2 separate regions of the Homo sapiens genome follow, and region 2 is linked to region 1. Evidence: read pairs that join two places in POLR2A ChIA-PET (ENCODE). Cell type or tissue: Panc1. All regions are shown on one strand. Links, peaks and the distances in the headings refer to the core of each region. The heading gives the core; the rest is flanking DNA.

Region 1 (8,328 bases), core at 249-8,248:
TTCTGAAACAAACATTGTACTGTGAGCTCTCAGGGAAAGGGAGGAAAAAGATGTTGATAAATAAGGAGGCAATTTCTTGAGGCAGGGGACGAGGAAGGAGGCTTACTATTTTTAATGCCCTCAGCCCCAGTACCTGATAATCAGAGGAGACCATGTCCAATCTTGAATCAATTCTCTGTTCAAAAAGAGGTGCTAATACCCCAGGGACAAGACTCTGAAAATATCATGCTGGTCATTCCGGAGTCCCTGTTCTATGCCCCACAGCATATTAAAAGCTGGGGGTTGGTGGGGGGTGGGGAGGTCAGAAGGTAGTGGCTTGTATTCTGTTGGAAGTAAAAAACTTAGTTCACATTAAGCACTGATAAAACCCAATGACTGGGCCCACAGATCTGTTGAGAGGTCTCTAGTAGGGACTAAGAGGGGGAGGTCCAGAACATCCTCAGCCTGAGGTGAAACAGGTGTAGAAAGTCTGGGAGGGGGGTGAGTATTAAAGTAATGGGAAACAGAACACTCCCAGACCTTAATTTTAATTGGATAGTTTAAAAAAAAAATCAAACATTGGGTGCCAGTCACAACAAATGCCATGCCTTTATGGTCACTTGGCAGTATAAAAAAATTGCCAAAGCATGTCCAGCTAACCAACAGGTCTTGCTAGGAGGTGTTTGTGTGCATGGGAAGGCCAAGGGGCTTGGTACAGCTGACTATCCAACATGATTCCTATGGAAACAGAAGGGGCAGAGTCCTGGTTTGCTGGCTTATTGAGGGCTTGGCAGAGAAGAAGCTAAAGCTCCGAAGTGACTGCAGATTCTCTGCAACCGGCTTTGAGCCATGGAAACAGGAGCCAGATTCTCACTCTAGAGATAGTGAGGGGGCCAAACCTACTCATACCACATGCATTAGTCCTGGTCATCCTCCAGGACCATGCCTGTGATGGGCAACTCATACCAGGCAGGGGAAAGGAGCTGATTAGGGAAGAAGGGACCATTTTTCATCTTTTAAAGTCTTAATTTATATTTTAACCTCAAACATATTATCAGTGCCTCAGATATAATTTAATCTTAAGTCTTTAAAGGCCCCCTGAAACAAAAGTATACTTTTTATTTAGGCTTCCTCACTTTCTGGTAGTCACTTTCCCCCAGTCTCCAGTTTTACCCTGACTTAGAGTCCACAAACTTCATCAGACCCTCTGTGCTCATGGACTTGGGCCTTTCTAGAGGGAAGCCTAAGGCTCGGCTCCAGATGAGCTGTGCCAGTACACCCAATGCTCGTGACACCCCAAACAGGACTGTGTAGTAATTCATCTCCATCATGCCATAATACTGGAGCAGCACCCCACTGTGAGCATCTACATTGGGCCAAGGATTCTTGGCCTTACCCTGCTCTAAGAGGACATTGGGCACAATCTTGCATAGCTGAGCAACCAACTTAAACATGGGGTCATTAGGCAGGTGTTTCAGAGCAAACTCTCGCTGACAGGTATATCGTGGATCAGTCTTCCTTAGTACTGCATGGCCATAGCCTGGAACAGCCCGTCCTGAGTTGAGTGTGTTCCAGATGTAGTCTCATAACTTCTCATCTGACACATCTTTGCCAACTTCCTTCTGCAGCTGTGTTAGCCAGACAAGCACTTCCTGATTTGCCAGTCCATGGAGAGGCCCTGCCAGCCCGTTCATGGCTGCTGCAAAGGACAGGTAAGGGTCTGAAAGGCCACTGCCCACCAAGTGGCTGGTATGGGCACTTACATTGCCGCCCTCATGGTCACTGTGGATAGTGAGGTACAGGTGCATGAGCTCAGGGAACTGATGATCAGTATAGCCTAACATGTTGGTGAAACTGTGAGACCAGTCCAGGTTAGAGTCAATGGCCCCAATACCACTGCCTTCTCCATAGAGATTTCGGTAGATCTTTGCTGCGACACAAGGTAGCTTTGTGATTAGATCCACAGAGTCTTCATAAATCAACTCCCAGTACTTGGTTCGGCTGATACCCCGTGCATATGCTTGGGCAAAGTTACTTTCACTGTTGAGGGCTGTAACAGCTGCACTGAGCTGAGACATGGGGTGTAGATTGGTGGGAAAGTTGTCCAGCATGGTGACCACATGGGAAGGCAGAGCTGCCCTCTTTGCCCACTCTTTTGAGAGCCAAGATACCTGTTCCTCTGTTGGGATACATCCAGTTACCAGCAGCCAAAATAAGCCCTCAGGCAGGGGTTCTTCCCCACCCTTAGCCTTGGGTAGCAGTTTCTGGCATTCAGGGATACTAAAGCCTCAGAAACGGATGCCCTCATCAGGATCAAGAACTGATGTTTCATAGACCAATCCCTTCATGCCTCTCATGCCACCATACATCATGTCCACAGTGATTTGGCCCACCACCTTCTTGCCATGTTGCTGCCTGAAGGTCTTAATTCTGGCCTGCTCCTTAGGTATGAGGTCAGCCAATATGTCTTTCAAATTCATGGAGGAAGCACTGGCATGCTGGGCTGCAAGAACAAGACAAGATGCATTCTTGGTTCCCAAGAGCCGGGCGGCCGCAGTAAGTAAAGCCATGGCGGGCGATCTCCGGGATCTGGTGGGGAGGTAAGAAGGGGAGAGAGCTGCGGCAGGAACAGGAGCCGCCGCCACTGCACCAGAGGCCGCGCCGACAGGTTGACAAGGTTGAAAGGACTGCTTTGAGGATTAAGTTTCAAACATATGAACTTTGGGGGACCATTCAAACCATAGCATCAATGAATAATTTTTTTTTAGTATAAGTATATCCCAAATGTTGCATGGGATATACTTACAGTAAAACCAAATTCAATATTGATCTGAACTTCACATTTAGCTGAGTAGCCTATATTTTATCTGGCAACCTGGCTTCACCATCATGCCCATTTTACAGATGAGGTGGCAGAGGCCCAGAAAGGTTAAGTAATGTGCCTGAGGCAGCACAGCCAGGGACAAGCAGAAGGAGAATCTAACCAGGATCATGGGTCCCACAGCCTTCAGGGGACTCATTCCCCACCCTGGCTAGAGGTGGCCGCAGGAGAGAAGCCCAGCTTGCCAGGACCTCAGTACCCTGTAAACACCTGGAGAGGTGCCAATCCTACCCGCCATCTGGACTTGGGTATCTGGAAGTGGGGCTGACTCATCCCCTGTAAACAGCCAGTCTCCTGTCACTGTAAACAGCTGGCATCTAGAGACGCTGTCACAGTGCCCAACTCACAGTGTGACATCCATGACCCGATACTTTGCCATCAGCCTGTCACTCGATACTTAGTAAACAGTATCCTGAGAGTGGACAGTAGTTGGTGGTTACCGCGGTGCCGTGGGCCCCAAGGCAGGGTTGGACTTAAACCCAGGTTCTGACACCTGATTAGCCATCAGAGCTTGCTGTGTTCTGATACTTTGTGAAAAAAGACTAATCCTGATACTTGCTATCTGTCAATGATGAAACCCTGTTAGCCATAAACCTGTCCTCATATTTTATCAGCTGGTAACTTTAAACAAAGTTCTGATACTCTGTAAACACAAATCATGACACTTATGACCCATCAGGGGTTGGTAAACTTCAGCTTTAACCATGACCCCAAAACAGTATTCAATTTTTTTTCCGTTTTTTTTTTTTTTTTTTTTTTTGAGACAGAGTCTCACTCTGTCGCCCAGGCTGGAATGCAGCAGCGTAATCTCGGCTCACTGCAACCTCTGCCTCCCAGGTTCAAGCTAATCTCCCACCTCAGCCTCCCGAGTAGCTGGGACCACACCCAGATAATTACTGTATTTTTAGTAGAGACAGGGTTTCACCATGTTGGCCAGGCTGGTCTAGAACTCCTGGTCTCAAGTGATCCGCCTGCCCCAGCCTCCCAAAGTGCTGCTGGGATTATAGGTGTGAGCCACCGCTCCTGGCTCCTTTTTTTTTTTTTTTTTTTGAGATGGGTTTCACTCTTATCCCCCAGGCTGGAATGCAGTGCCTTCATCTCGGTTCACTGCAACCTCCACCTCCTGGGTTCAAGCGATTCTCCTGCCTCACCCTCCCGAGTAGCTGGGATTATAGGCGCCTGCCACCACGCCCAGCTAGTTTGGGTTTTTTTTTTTTTTTACTTTCTTTCTTGTATTTTCAGTGGAGACAGGGTTTCACCATGTTGGCCAGGATGGTCTCCATGACCGGCCCTGGCTCCCTCCTTTTTTTTAGAGACAAGATCTCTCTCAGTCACCCAAGCTAGAATGCAGTGGCGGGATCATAGCTCACTGCAGCTTCGAACTCCCAGGCTTAAGTGATCCTCCCACCTCAGCCTACTGAATAGCTGAGACTACAGGCATCCCAGCTAATTTTTAAAACTTTTTGTAAGGATGGAGGAGGGGGTCTCCCTATGTTGCCCAGGCTGGTCTTGAACTCCTGGCCTCAAACGGTCCTCTCACTTCAGCTTCCCCAAGCACTGGGATTACAGGCAAGAACCACCATACCTGGCCTACATTTTAAAATGACTGAAAAACTACCAGAGGAAGACTATTTGATGACATGTGAAAATTACATGAAATTCACACTTGAGTGTCCATGAACAAAGTTTTCCTGGGATACAGCCATGCTCACTTATTTGTGTATATGAATGCTTTCAAACAGCCGCAGCGTAGAGTAATTGCAAAAGAGACTGTGTAGCCGGCAAAGCTTCAAATATTTCCTATCTGGCCCTTTATAGAAAATGTTTGCCTATTCCTGATCTAAGCTCTTGGGCAGTCACTGTTCTTTATATTGAATTTAATACTCTGTTAATAGTCAATGGTCCACAGTGGTCACATGCAATGCAAACTGTGAGTCTTTTTACTCTGTAAAAGTCATATCCTAGACCGGGCATGGTGGCTCACGCCTGTAATCCCAGCACTTTGGGAGGCCAAGGTCGGGACTTTGAGACCAGCCTGATCAACATGGAGAAACCCCATCTCTATTAAAAATAAATACAAAATTAGATGGGTGTGGTGGCACATGCCTGTAATCCCAGCTACTAGGGAGGCTGAGACAGGAGAATCACTTGAACCCAGGAGGCGGAGGTTGCAGTGAGCTGAGATCGTGCCATTGCACTCCAGCCTGGGCAACAAGAGCGAAACTCCGTCTCAAAAAACAAAACAACAAACAAAAAAAGTCATATCCTAATGGGCGTGGCGGCTCATGCCTGTAATCCAACACGTTGGGAGGCAGAGTGGGGAGGAATCGTTTGAGTCCAGGAGTTCGAGACCAGGCTGGTCAACATGGTGAGACCTGTCTCTACAAAAAATTAAAAAAAAAAAAACTTAGCCAGGTGTGGTGCTGTGTGCCTGTAGTCCCAGCTACTCAGGAGACTGAGGTAGGAGGATCGCATGAGCCCAGAGGTCGAGGCTGCGTGAGCCATGACTGTACCACTGCACTCCAACTTGGGCGACAGAGTGAGACCTCATCTCTATAAAAAATAAATAAATTAGCTGAGTGTGGTAGTGTGCGTAGTCCCAGCTACTCGGGAGGCTAAGGTGGGAGGATCGCTTGAGCCCGGAGGTTGAGGCTGCAGTGAACCATGATTGCACCACTGTACTCCAGCCTGGGTGAAAGAGCCAGACACAGTCTCTTAACAACAACAATAAAAGTCGTATTCAGCCTGATGTTCTGACAAGATTAATGCAATGAACATTTGGTTTCTGACAGCAGTTAGTGTGTCCTGGGACTGTGTCAATGGTCAATACTGGGAAACATAACCAAGATGAGACCCAAAGAGTGACTGAGAATTAGACAAAGGAAAAATGATCTTGCCACACTCAGGCTGGACTGTGACTGCTGAGCTGAGGAGCTGGACTTTCTCCTGAGGGTAATAGGGAGCCACGGAGGGTGTGTGAGCAGAGGAGGGACATGCTCAACCTGGACACAGGGACGGGATTGCTTCTGACCTTGGATATCCCTTCCATGCAATGGGCTGAGGTGGCCAAAATAAAGACCTTTCCAGGCCTGGGGTCTGAAAGGAAAGGGCACTTGAAGTTGCGATGTTAGGACTTCGTGGGAGAAGCCAGTGTGCAAATAACTGAGCAGGGACTTCTGTTCCTCCCCTGCCAAGCAGGCTCCAGGGGCTGCTCACACAGTGTGATCTGGGGCCAGGAGGCTAGGGATGAGGCCAGAAGACTCCTCTTTAGGAGTCCAGGACCAGTGGGTCAAGGTCTTACTCTGAGCTTCATTAATCCATCATACACTAATTGAGCAGCTACTGAGGGAGGGCCCTTGTCTTCCACCTCCCCATTCCTGGCTCTCTGCATCTTGTGCAGGCACTCTCATTTAGCATACTGCATTTATTTTTATATTATTTATTTATTTTAGAGATAGGGTCCCATTCTGCTGGAGTGCAGTGGTGCAATCACGGCTCACTGCAGCCTCAACCTCCTGGGCTCAAACAATCCTCCCACCTCAGTCTCCCCAGTAGCTAGGACTACAGGTGTGTGCCACCATGCCTGGCTAATTTTTTTTATTTTTATTTTTAGTAGAGATGGGGCTTCACCATGTTGCTCAGGCTGGTCTCAAAGTCCTGGCCTCAAGGGATCCTCCCATCTCAGCCTCCCAAAGTGCTTTATACAGGCATGAGCCACCACACCCAGCCAGTAAATTTATTGAGCACCTACTGCATGCTATGACCCGCCCTCTTGGAGCTCCCAGTACCGAGGGGAGGTGGAAGACAGGCCGTGAACCTGTCAATACATTGTAATCACAAACTGTGAGAAAGGCAAAGCAAGGAATTGGAAGGAACTGAGAGGGAGAATAGGGCAGCTTTTGTGAAAGAGGTGAAAGGAGCCAAGCACAGTGGTTCACACCTGTAATCCTAGCACTTTGGGAGGCTGAGGTGGGTGGATCACTGGAGGTCAGGAGTTCAAGACCAGCCTGGCCAACATGTTGAAACCCCGTCTCTACTAAAAACACAAAAATTAGGCTGGGCGCGGTGGCTCACGCCTGTAATCCCAGCACTTTGGGAGACCGAGGCGGGCAGATCACGAGGTCAGGAGATTGAGACCATCCTGGCTAACACGGTGAAACCCTGTCTCTACAAAAAAATACAAAAAATTAGCCGGGTGTGGTGGCGGGTGCCTGTAGTCCCAGCTACTCGGGAGGCTGAGGCCGGACAATGGCGTGAACCCGGGAGGCGGAGCTTGCAGTGAGCCGAGATTGTGCCACTGCACTCCAGCCTGGGCGACAGAGCAGCACTCCAGCCTGGGCGACAGAGCAACACTCCGTCTCGGGAAAAAAAAAAAAAACACCACCACAAAAATTAGCTGGCTGTGGTGGCACATGCCTGTAGTCCCAGCTACTTGGGGAGGCTGAGGCAGGAGAATTGCTTGAACCTGGGAGGCAGACGCTGCAGTGAGCCAAGATCACGCCACTGCACTCCAGCCTGCAAGACTCTTGTCAAAAAATTAAAACAAAAAAACAAGAAACAAGAAGAGGTGGAAAGGTCTCTAAGGAGTGGATGCTTAAACTGACATCTTCAGGAAGAGAACGTGCAGGCTTTGTAATGAGCGAGAGGAAGAGCTATCTGGGCAGAAAGAACAACACGTAGAAAGGCCCTGAGGTGCCGGGCGTGGTGGCTCACACCTGTAATCCCAGCACTTTGGGAGGCCGAGGCGGGCAGATCACCTGAGGTCAGGAGTTCGAGACCAGCCTGACCAACATGGAGAACAACCATCTCTACTAAAAATACAAAATTAGCCGGGAGTGGTGGCGCATGCCTGTAATCCTAGCTACTTGGGAGGCTGAGGCAGGAGAATCGCTTGAACCCTGGAGGCAGAGGTTGTGGTGAGCCAAGATTGTGCCATTGCACTCCAGCCTGGGCAACAAGAGCAAAACTCTGTCTCAAAAAAAAGAAAAAAAAAATAAAAGGCCCTGAGGTGACAATGAACCTGTTGTAGACCAGGCATGGTGGCTCACTCCTATAATCCCAGTACTTTGGGAAGCCGAGGCAGGAGGATCTCATTTTGAGATCAGCCCTGGAAACATAGGGAAACCTATGTTTCTCTACAAAAATAAAAATAATAAAAAAAATAAAATTACAGGCATGGTGGCTCACGCCTGTAATCCCAGCACTTTGGGAAACTGAGGCAGGATGATCACTCCAAGAGTTTGAGACCAGCCTGGCCAACATGGTGAAACCCCGTCTCTACCAAAAATATAAAAAATTGGCCAGATGTGGTGGTGCATGCCTGTAATCCCAGCTACTCTGGAGGCTGAGGCAGGAGAATCACTTGAACCTGGGAGGCAGAGGTTGCAGGGAGCCGAGATCTTGCCACTGCACTCCAGCCTGGGTGACAGAGTGAGACTCCATCTCAAAAAAAAAAAAAAAAGTTAGCC
Region 2 (8,328 bases), core at 176-8,175, 110 kb after region 1:
GGGAGGCCAGGGCAGGCAGATCACTTGAGGTCAGGAGTTTGAGGCCAGCCTGACCAACATGATGAAACCCCGTTTCTGCTAAAAATACAAAAAATTAGTGGTGCATGCCTGTTATTCCAGCTACTCAGGAGGCTGAGGCAGGAGAATTGCTTCAACCCAGGAAGCAGAGTTTGCAGTGAGCTGAGATCGCACCACTGCACTCCAGCCTGGGTGACAGAGTGAGACTCCGTCTCAAAAAAAAAAAAAAAAAAAACAGTGGTGGCTTATGGCCTGGAATCCAGTGCTTTCTGAGGCCAAGGCAGGAGGATCCCTTGAGGCTAGGAGTTCAAGACTAGCATGGACAACATAGTAAAGCCCCATCTCTACCAAAAAAAAAAAAAAATCATTTTTTTTTTAAATGAGCTGGGTGTGCTGCATGTGCCTGTAGTCCCAGCTACTCAGGAGGCAGGGAGGGGAATGGTTTCAGAATGTTTCAAGCAGATTACATTTACTGTGCACTTTAGTATTATTATATATATGTTTTTTCGAGACAGAGTTTCGCTCTTGTTGACCAGGCTGGAGGGAAATTTGCGATCTTGGTTCACTGCAACCTCTGCCTCCCAGGTTCAAGCGATTCTCCTGCCTCAGCCTCCCAAGTAGCCAGGATTATAGGCGCCCGCCACCCTGCCCAGCTCATTTTTGTATTTTATTTTTTATTTTTTTTTATTTTTTAATTGATCATTCTTGGGTGTTTCTCACAGAAGGGGATTTGGCAGAGTCACAGGACAATAGTGGAGGGAAGGTCAGCAGATAAACAAGTGAACAAAGGTCTCTGGTTTTCCTAGGCAGAGGACCCTGTGGCCTTCCGCAGTGTTTGCGTTCCTGGGTACTTGAGATTAGGGAGTGGTGATGACTCTTAACGAGCATGCTGCCTTCAAGCATCTGTTTAACAAAGCACATCTTGCACCGCCCTTAATCCATTCAACCCTGAGTGGATACAGCACGTGTTTCAGATAGCACAGGGTTGGGGGTAAGGTCACAGATCAACAGGATCCCAAGGCAGAAGAATTTTTCTTAGTACAGAACAAAATGAAAAGTCTCCCATGTCTACCTCTTTCTACACAGACACGGCAACCATCCGATTTCTCAATCTTTTCCCCACCTTTCCCCCCTTTTCTATTCCACAAAACCGCCATTGTCATCATGGCCCGTTCTCAATGAGCTGTTGGGTACACCTCCCAGACGGGGTGGTGGCCGGGCAGAGGGGCTCCTCACTTCCCAGTAGGGGCGGCCGGGCAGAGGCGCCCCTCACCTCCCGAACGGGGCGGCTGGCCGGGACGGGGGCTGACCCCCCATCTCCCTCCCAGATGGGGCAGCTGGCCGGGCGGGGGGCTGACCCCCCCACCTCCCTCCCGGACGGGGCGGCTGGCCGGGCAGAGGGGCTCCTCACTTCCCAGTAGGGGCGGCCGGGCAGAGGCGCCCCTCACTTCCCAGACGGGGCGGCTAGCCGGGTGGGGGGCTGACCCCCCCACCTCCCTCCCGGACGGAGCGGCTGGCCGGGCGGGGGGCTGACCCCCCACCTCCCTCCTGGACGGGGCGGCTGGCTGGGCAGAGGGGCTCCTCACTTCCCAGTAGGGGCGGCCGGGCAGAGGCGCCCCTCACCTCCCGGACGGGGCGGCTGGCCAGGTGGGGGGCTGACCCCCCCCACCTCCCTCCCGGACGGGGCGGCTGGCCGGGCGGGGGGCTGACCCCCCCACCTCCCTGCCGGACGAGGTGGCTGCCGGGCGGAGATGCTCCTCACTTCCCAGACGGGGTGGCTGCTGGGCGGAGGGGCTTCTCACTTCTCAGACGGGGCGGTTGCCGGGCGGAGGGGCTCCTCACTTCTCAGACGGGGCGGTTGCCAGGCAGAGGGTCTCCCCACTTCTCAGATGGGGCGGCCGGGCAGAGACGCTCCTCACATCCCGGACGGGGCGGCAGGGCAGAGGTGCTCCCCACATCTCAGACGATGGGGGGCCGGGCAGAGACGCTCCTCACTTCCCATATGGGATGGCGGCCGGGAAGAGGCGCTCCTCACTTCCTAGATGGGATGGCGGCTGGGCAGAGACGCTCCTCACTTTCCAGACTGGGTAGCCAGGCAGAGGGGCTTCTCACATCCCAGACGATGGGCGGCCGGGCAGAGACGCTCCTCACTTCCCAGACGGGGTGGCGGCCGGGCAGAGGCTGCAATCTCGGCACTTTGGGAGGCCAAGGCAGGCTGCTGGGAGGTGAAGGTTGTAGCGAGCCGAGATCACGCCACTGCACTCCAGCCTGGGCACCATTGAGCACGGAGTGAACGAGACTCTGTCTGCAATCCCGGCACTTCAGGATGCCGAGGCTGGCAGATCACTCGCGGTTAGGAGCTGGAGACCAGCCCAGCCAACACAGCGAAACCCCGTCTCCACCAAAAAAAATACGAAAACCAGTCAGGCGTGGCGGCGCGCGCCTGCAATCGCAGGCAGTCGGCAGGCTGAGGCAGGAGAATCAGGCAGCAGTACCGTCCAGCTTCAGCTCGGCATCAGAGGGAGACCGTGGAGAGAGGGAGAGGGAGATGGTGGGGAGAGGGAGAGGGAGCCATTTTTGTATTTTTAGTGGAGACGGGGTTTCACCATATTGGCCAGGCTAGTCTCGAACTTCTGACCTCGTGATCCACCTGCCTTGGCCTCCCAAAGTGCTGGGATTACAGGCATGAGCCACTGCACCTGGCCTATTTCTGTTATTATTACATTGTAATAATACAACTGACCATAATGTAGAATCAGTGGGAGCCCTGAGCTTTATTTTCTGCAACTAGATAGTCCCATCTGGGAGTGATGGGAGACAGTAACAGATCATCAGGCATTAGATTTTCTCTCTCTCTCTTTTTTTTTTTTTTGAGACAGTCTTACTCTGTTGCCCAGGCTGGAGTGCAGTGGTGGGATCTCAGCTCACTTTAACCTCCACCTTCCAGGTTCAAGTGATTCTTGTGCCTCAGCCTCCTGAGTAGCTGGGATTACAGGTGCGTGCCACCACACCTGGCTAATTTTTGTGTTTTTTTTTTTTTTTTTTTTTTTGTAGAGATGGGGTTTTGCCTTGTTGGCCAGACTGGTCTCAAACTCCTGACGTCAAGTGATCTGCCTGCCTCTGCCTCCCAAAGTGCTGGGATTACAGGCGTGAGCCACTGCGCACGGCTGTTTCCTTCCTTTTTATGAGGAAACCTGGAGAGTCTTGAGTCTGTGACCCAACACTATGAGCCCTGTCCATGCTCTGACCCCAGGACTCCCCGCCTGGAGTCTCAGAGTTGGAGACAAACCTACAGGTCCAGCCTTCTGCAGCCTCTCCTCCTCTGCCCCAGCTGTGAGCTCTGACCTGGCCATGAGGCCCCCGCAGGCATCTTGTCTCAAATAAACAAATGTTTAGGCAAGGATTGAATTCAGCAAACAGCCTGTGCTTCCGTGCAGGATGGCTGGGCCAGGGTGGGCTGGGGCAGGAACCGGGCGTTAACGTGCAACCAAGCCCCTCAGAGACACAAAGCCTCTGTTTGCTTTCTGAACTTGACATTTCTCCCCAGTAAACTGCAATCTGTGGGCTCCCTGCAGCCTTTGTTCACCTTGGGTGTGTTTTCCCTTTGTTCTGATAGCTGCCAATCTGGTGCCTCTTTCCCTATATCAAACATGACCTTCCCCACCAGCAACTGAGGCTGGGGTCTTTACTCTGGCCACACCTCCAGCCAAGGGCACACTTTTTTGTTTTGTTTTGTTTTTAGGCAGCCTGTTGCCCAGGCTGGAGTGCAGTGGTGGGATCTCGGCTCACTGCAAGCTCCCATTCCCAGGTTCAAGCGATTCTCATGCCTCAGCCTCGGGAGTAGCTAGGATTACAGGTGTGCACTACCAAGCCCAGGTAATTTCTGTATTTTTAGTAGAGACGGGGTTTCTGCATGTTGGCCAGACTGGTCTCAAACTCCTGACCTCAGGTGATCCACCCACCTCAGCCTCCCAAAGTGCTGAGATTACAGGTGTGAGTCACTGTGCCTGGCTGGTATTGTGATTTATGGTAAGATAAATATTTGGTCTTTGTCCCAGTTCCTGACACAGAGCTCCTGAGAACTTTGTAATCTGATGTAGTCTGATGGGAACATCTGACGCAGAGTTCCAAATTTCCTTGGGATTTCCTGGGTGACAGGAGTGTCTTTTGTTCTAATGAGGTGACGCTTGGGAGGTTCCTGGGTTGGGGACCAAGAAGACCAAGCCATGATTACAAGCCTGGAGCTTTCAGCCTCACCCCCTTTCTCTGGAGAGGGAAGAGGGGCTGGAAATGGAGTTAATAATCGATCATGGCTTCATAATAAAGCTTCCATAAAAATCCCTCAACTACGGAGTTTGAAGAGCTTCCACATTGGTAAACACTTCCACATACCAGAAGGGTGGTGGACCCCACTCCATGGAGGCAGAAGCTCCTGTCTCCCTCCAGACCCTGCTCTAGGTATCTCCTCATCTGGCTGTTCACCTGAATCTTTTTTTATTATTATTATTATTTTGAGATGGAGTTTCGCTCTTGTTGCCCAGGCTGGAATACAGTGGTGCAATCTTGGCTCACTGCAACCTCCACCTCCCAGGTTCAAGCGACTCTCCTGCCTCAGCCTCCTGAGTAGCTGGGATTACAGGCATGTGCCACCACACCCGGCTAATTGTGTATTTTTGGTAGAGACGAGATTTCTCCATGTTGGTCAGGCTGGTCTTGAACTCCTGACTTCAGGTGATCCGCCCGCTTCAGGCTCCCAAAGTGCTGGGATTACAGGTGTGAGTATTATTGTTTTCTTTTTCTTTTTTTGAGATGGAGTTTCACTCTTTTTGCCCAGGGCGGAGTGCAATGGCGCAATCTTGGCTCACTGCAACCTCCACCTCTTGGGTTCAAGCAATTCTCCTGCCTCAGCCTCCCAGGTAGCTGGGATTACAGATGTGTGCCACCATGCCCGGCTAAGTTTTTTTTTAGTAGAGACGGGGTTTCACTATGTTGGCCAGGCTGGTCTCAAACTCCTGACCTCAGGTGATCACCTGCCTCAGCCTCCCAAAGTGCTGAGATTACAGGCATGAGCCACTGTGCCTAGCCACCTTTTTTTTTTTTTTTTTTTTTTTTTAGCAGGGTCTTGTTCTATCACCGAGGCTGGAGTGCTGGGGTGATCTTGGCTCACTGCAGTGTCCATCTCCCAGGCTCAAGCAATCCTCCCACCTCAGCCTCCTATGTAGCAGGGACCTCAGGTGTGTGCCTCCAACAGCTGGCTATTTTTTTGTATTTTTTTGTAGAGATAGGGTTTCACCATGTTGTGCTATCTGGTCTTGAATTCCTGAGCTTGACTGATTCTCCCACCTTGGCCTCCCAAAGTGCTGGGATTACAGGTGTGAACCACTGCACCTGGCCACCCCCACTTCTTTAAAAAAATAGTACTTAAAAAAATGTTTTTGAGATGACATTTTCACTCTTGTTGCCCAGGCTGGAGTGCAATGGTGCAATCTCGGCTCACTGCAACCTCCGCCTCCTGGGTTCAAGTGATTCTTCTGTCTCAGCCTCCTGAGTAGCTGGGATTACAGGCACATGCCACCACACCCAGCTAATTTTTGTATTTTTAGTAGAGACGGGTCTTGAACTCCTGACCTCAGGTGATCTGCCCACCTTGGCCTCCCAAAGTGCTGGGATTACAACCATGAGCCACTGCGGCCAGCCACCATTTTTTTTTAAGATGGGGTCTTGCTCTGTTGCCCAGCCTGGAGTGCAATGATGCGATCTTGGCTCACGGCAACCTCCACCTCCTGGGCTCAAGCGATTCTCCCATTTCAGCCTCCTAAGTAACTGGGACCACAGGTGCACACCACTATGCCCAGCTAATTTTTTGTATTTTTTGTAAAGATGGGGTTTCACCATGTTGCCCAGGCTGGTCTCAAACTCCTGAGCTCAAGTGATCTTCCCACCTTGGCCTCCCAAAGTGCTGGGATTACAGGAGGGGACTCTGTGCCCAGCCTAAGGGAGTCTTGATTTACAGCCAGTGCATTAGAAGTACAGGTGAAAACCTACTGTTTGCAGATGGCATCTGCAGTAGGGACCATCTTGTGGGACTGAGCCCTTAACCTATGGGATCTGATACTATCTTCAGGTAGATAGCTTCTGAACTGAATTGAATTTAAAAACACCCACCTAAAAAAATAAAAAGACAAAAAAATCAAACAAAAAACCCCACCCAGCTGGTGTCTGCTGGAGAATTACTTGACGTTTGGAAAAGTTCCCATACATCTGGTGTCAGAAATGTTGTGTTAAGGCTGGGCACAGTGGCTCATGCCTGTAATCCCAGCACTTTGGGAGTCTGAGGCTGGCAGATCACCTGAGGTCAGGAGTTCGAGACCAGCCTGGGCAACATGGTGAAACTCCATCTCTACTAAAAATACAAAAGTTAGCTGGGCATGGTGGTGCATACCTGTAGTCCCAGCTACACGGGAGGCCGAGGTAGGCGAATCGTTTGAACCCGGGAGGCAGAAGGTTGCAGTGAGCAGAGATCACGCCATTGCACTACAGCCTGGGTGACAGAATGAGACTCCGTCTCAAAAAAGAAAAAAGAAAAGAAAGGAATGTTGTGTTGAGTGATGTGTGAGCAGAAAAAAAAATTAATTTATGTTTTCTTTTTACTTTTGGTGTCAGAAGTGGGATTTGGACTTGGTGCAGATCTTAAGTGTAATAATACACTATCTCAATGATATTATGATATTGTTGGAAACTGAAGATCAGGCTAGGACTGAGTTGAATGCAGTGGGGACCCACATGACCAACCAAAGCTGGCTAATAGCTGTCCAAATGGTGAAATTCTTAGAATAGGCCAGGCGCCGGTGGTTCAAGCATGTAATCCCAGCACTTTGGGAGGCCGAGGTGGGTGGATCACCTGAGATGAGCAGTTCAAGACCAGCCTGGCCACCATGGTGAAATGCCGTCCCTACTAAAAATACAAAACTTAGCTGGGTACGGTGGCAGGTGCCTGTAATCCCAGCTACTTGGGAGGCTGAGGCAGGAGAATTGCTTGAACTGGGGAGGTGGAGGTTGCAATGAGCCAAGATCACATCACTGCACTCCAGCCTGGGCGACAGAGTAAGACCTTGTCTTAAAATAAAAAAAAAAGAAAAAAGAAATTCTTAGAATAATCTAGGCAGGAGCCACCCAGGATAGTCCACAACTGACTAAAAATAAATTGCTGGCCAGGTGTGGTGGCTCACACCTGTAATCCCAGCACTTTGGGAGGCCGAGGTGGGTGGATCACCTGAGCTCAGGAGTTTGAGATTAACCTGACCAACATGGAGAAATCCCATCTCTACTAAAAATACAAAATTAGCTGGGGGTAGTGGTGCATGCCTGTAATCCCAGTTACTCGAGAGGCTGAGGCAGGAGAATCGCTTGAACCCAGGGGGTGGAGGTTGCAGTGAGCCAAGATCACACCACTGTATTCTAGCCCGTGTGACAGAGCAAGACTCCACCTCAAAAAAAAAAAAAAAAAAAAGAAAGAAAGAAAGAAAAAAAGAAACAGCCGTCGTTACCTAACCCCAGGACCAAACAAGAAACGTCAGTGTTTCTGGAGTCTCCAACAGGACTCAGTCCCAACACCTCTGCTCCCCATGAATTCAGAGAATAGCACTGGGGCTGGAAGGGCCTTCAGTAGGTCCAAGGCCAGCATGCACAAGACCCACTGCCCAGAGAAGAGGGAGATTTGGGTCCTCCAGTGGTCCCCAAGCCAGTTTCTTTGACAGATTGAGGAGGTCCAAGCAAGCTGGTAGCCTCTGTGTCCCCCAGCCTCAGGCCTCAGTGTCTGGCACTCCAGCTTCACAGGCGTTTGCAGTGGGGCATCCTCAGGGAATAAAAAGTTTTGTGAAGACCTGGAGATCTTTTTTCAAAAGCACAATTACAGGTTTTCACACAGACTAGTCTTCATTCATACCTAAAACTCTCATTTCTGGTAGAAAATATGCACCAGTGAAAAACAGGGCATGGGGCTGGGTGTGGTGGCTCATGCCTATAATCCCAGCACTTTGGGAGGCTGAAGCAGGAGGATTGCTTCAGCCCAGGAGTTCAAGACCAGCCTGGGCAACTTAGTGAGTTGCTGTCTCTACAAAAGATAAAAAATTAGCTGGGCATGGTGGTGTGTGCCTATAGTCCCAGCTACTCGGGAGGCTGAGGTGGGAGGATTGATTGAGCCTGAGAGTTTGAGGCTGCAGTGAATCAACATCTCCCCACTGCACTCCACCCTGGGCAACACAGCAAGATTCTTTTTCTAAAGAAAAGTTTAAAAATAAAAATAAATAG

Evidence for each region. Peaks named below come from ENCODE experiments on the same cell type or tissue, not always from the same donor. Only the 100,000 strongest peaks of a DNase experiment are listed, where the experiment ranks them.
Region 2: POLR2A ChIA-PET joins it to region 1 with 15 read pairs; 2 of 35 experiments call an interaction of 5 or more read pairs at or near these places.

Annotation. Positions count from the first base shown.
Region 1 is chr19:18,024,850-18,033,177 of GRCh38, reverse strand. It overlaps the pseudogene CSP3. Among named protein-coding and RNA genes, the nearest start is that of ARRDC2, 21 kb to the right of the region's middle. In Panc1, for the core only: no CTCF peak of the experiment used is centred there; no DNase peak of the experiment used is centred there; H3K4me3 peaks cover 295 bases; H3K27ac peaks cover 3,033 bases.
Region 2 is chr19:17,911,873-17,920,200 of GRCh38, reverse strand. No RefSeq gene overlaps it. Among named protein-coding and RNA genes, the nearest start is that of CCDC124, 17 kb to the left of the region's middle. RefSeq lists enhancers at 1-387, 388-1,133. In Panc1, for the core only: no CTCF peak of the experiment used is centred there; no DNase peak of the experiment used is centred there; H3K27ac peaks cover 226 bases.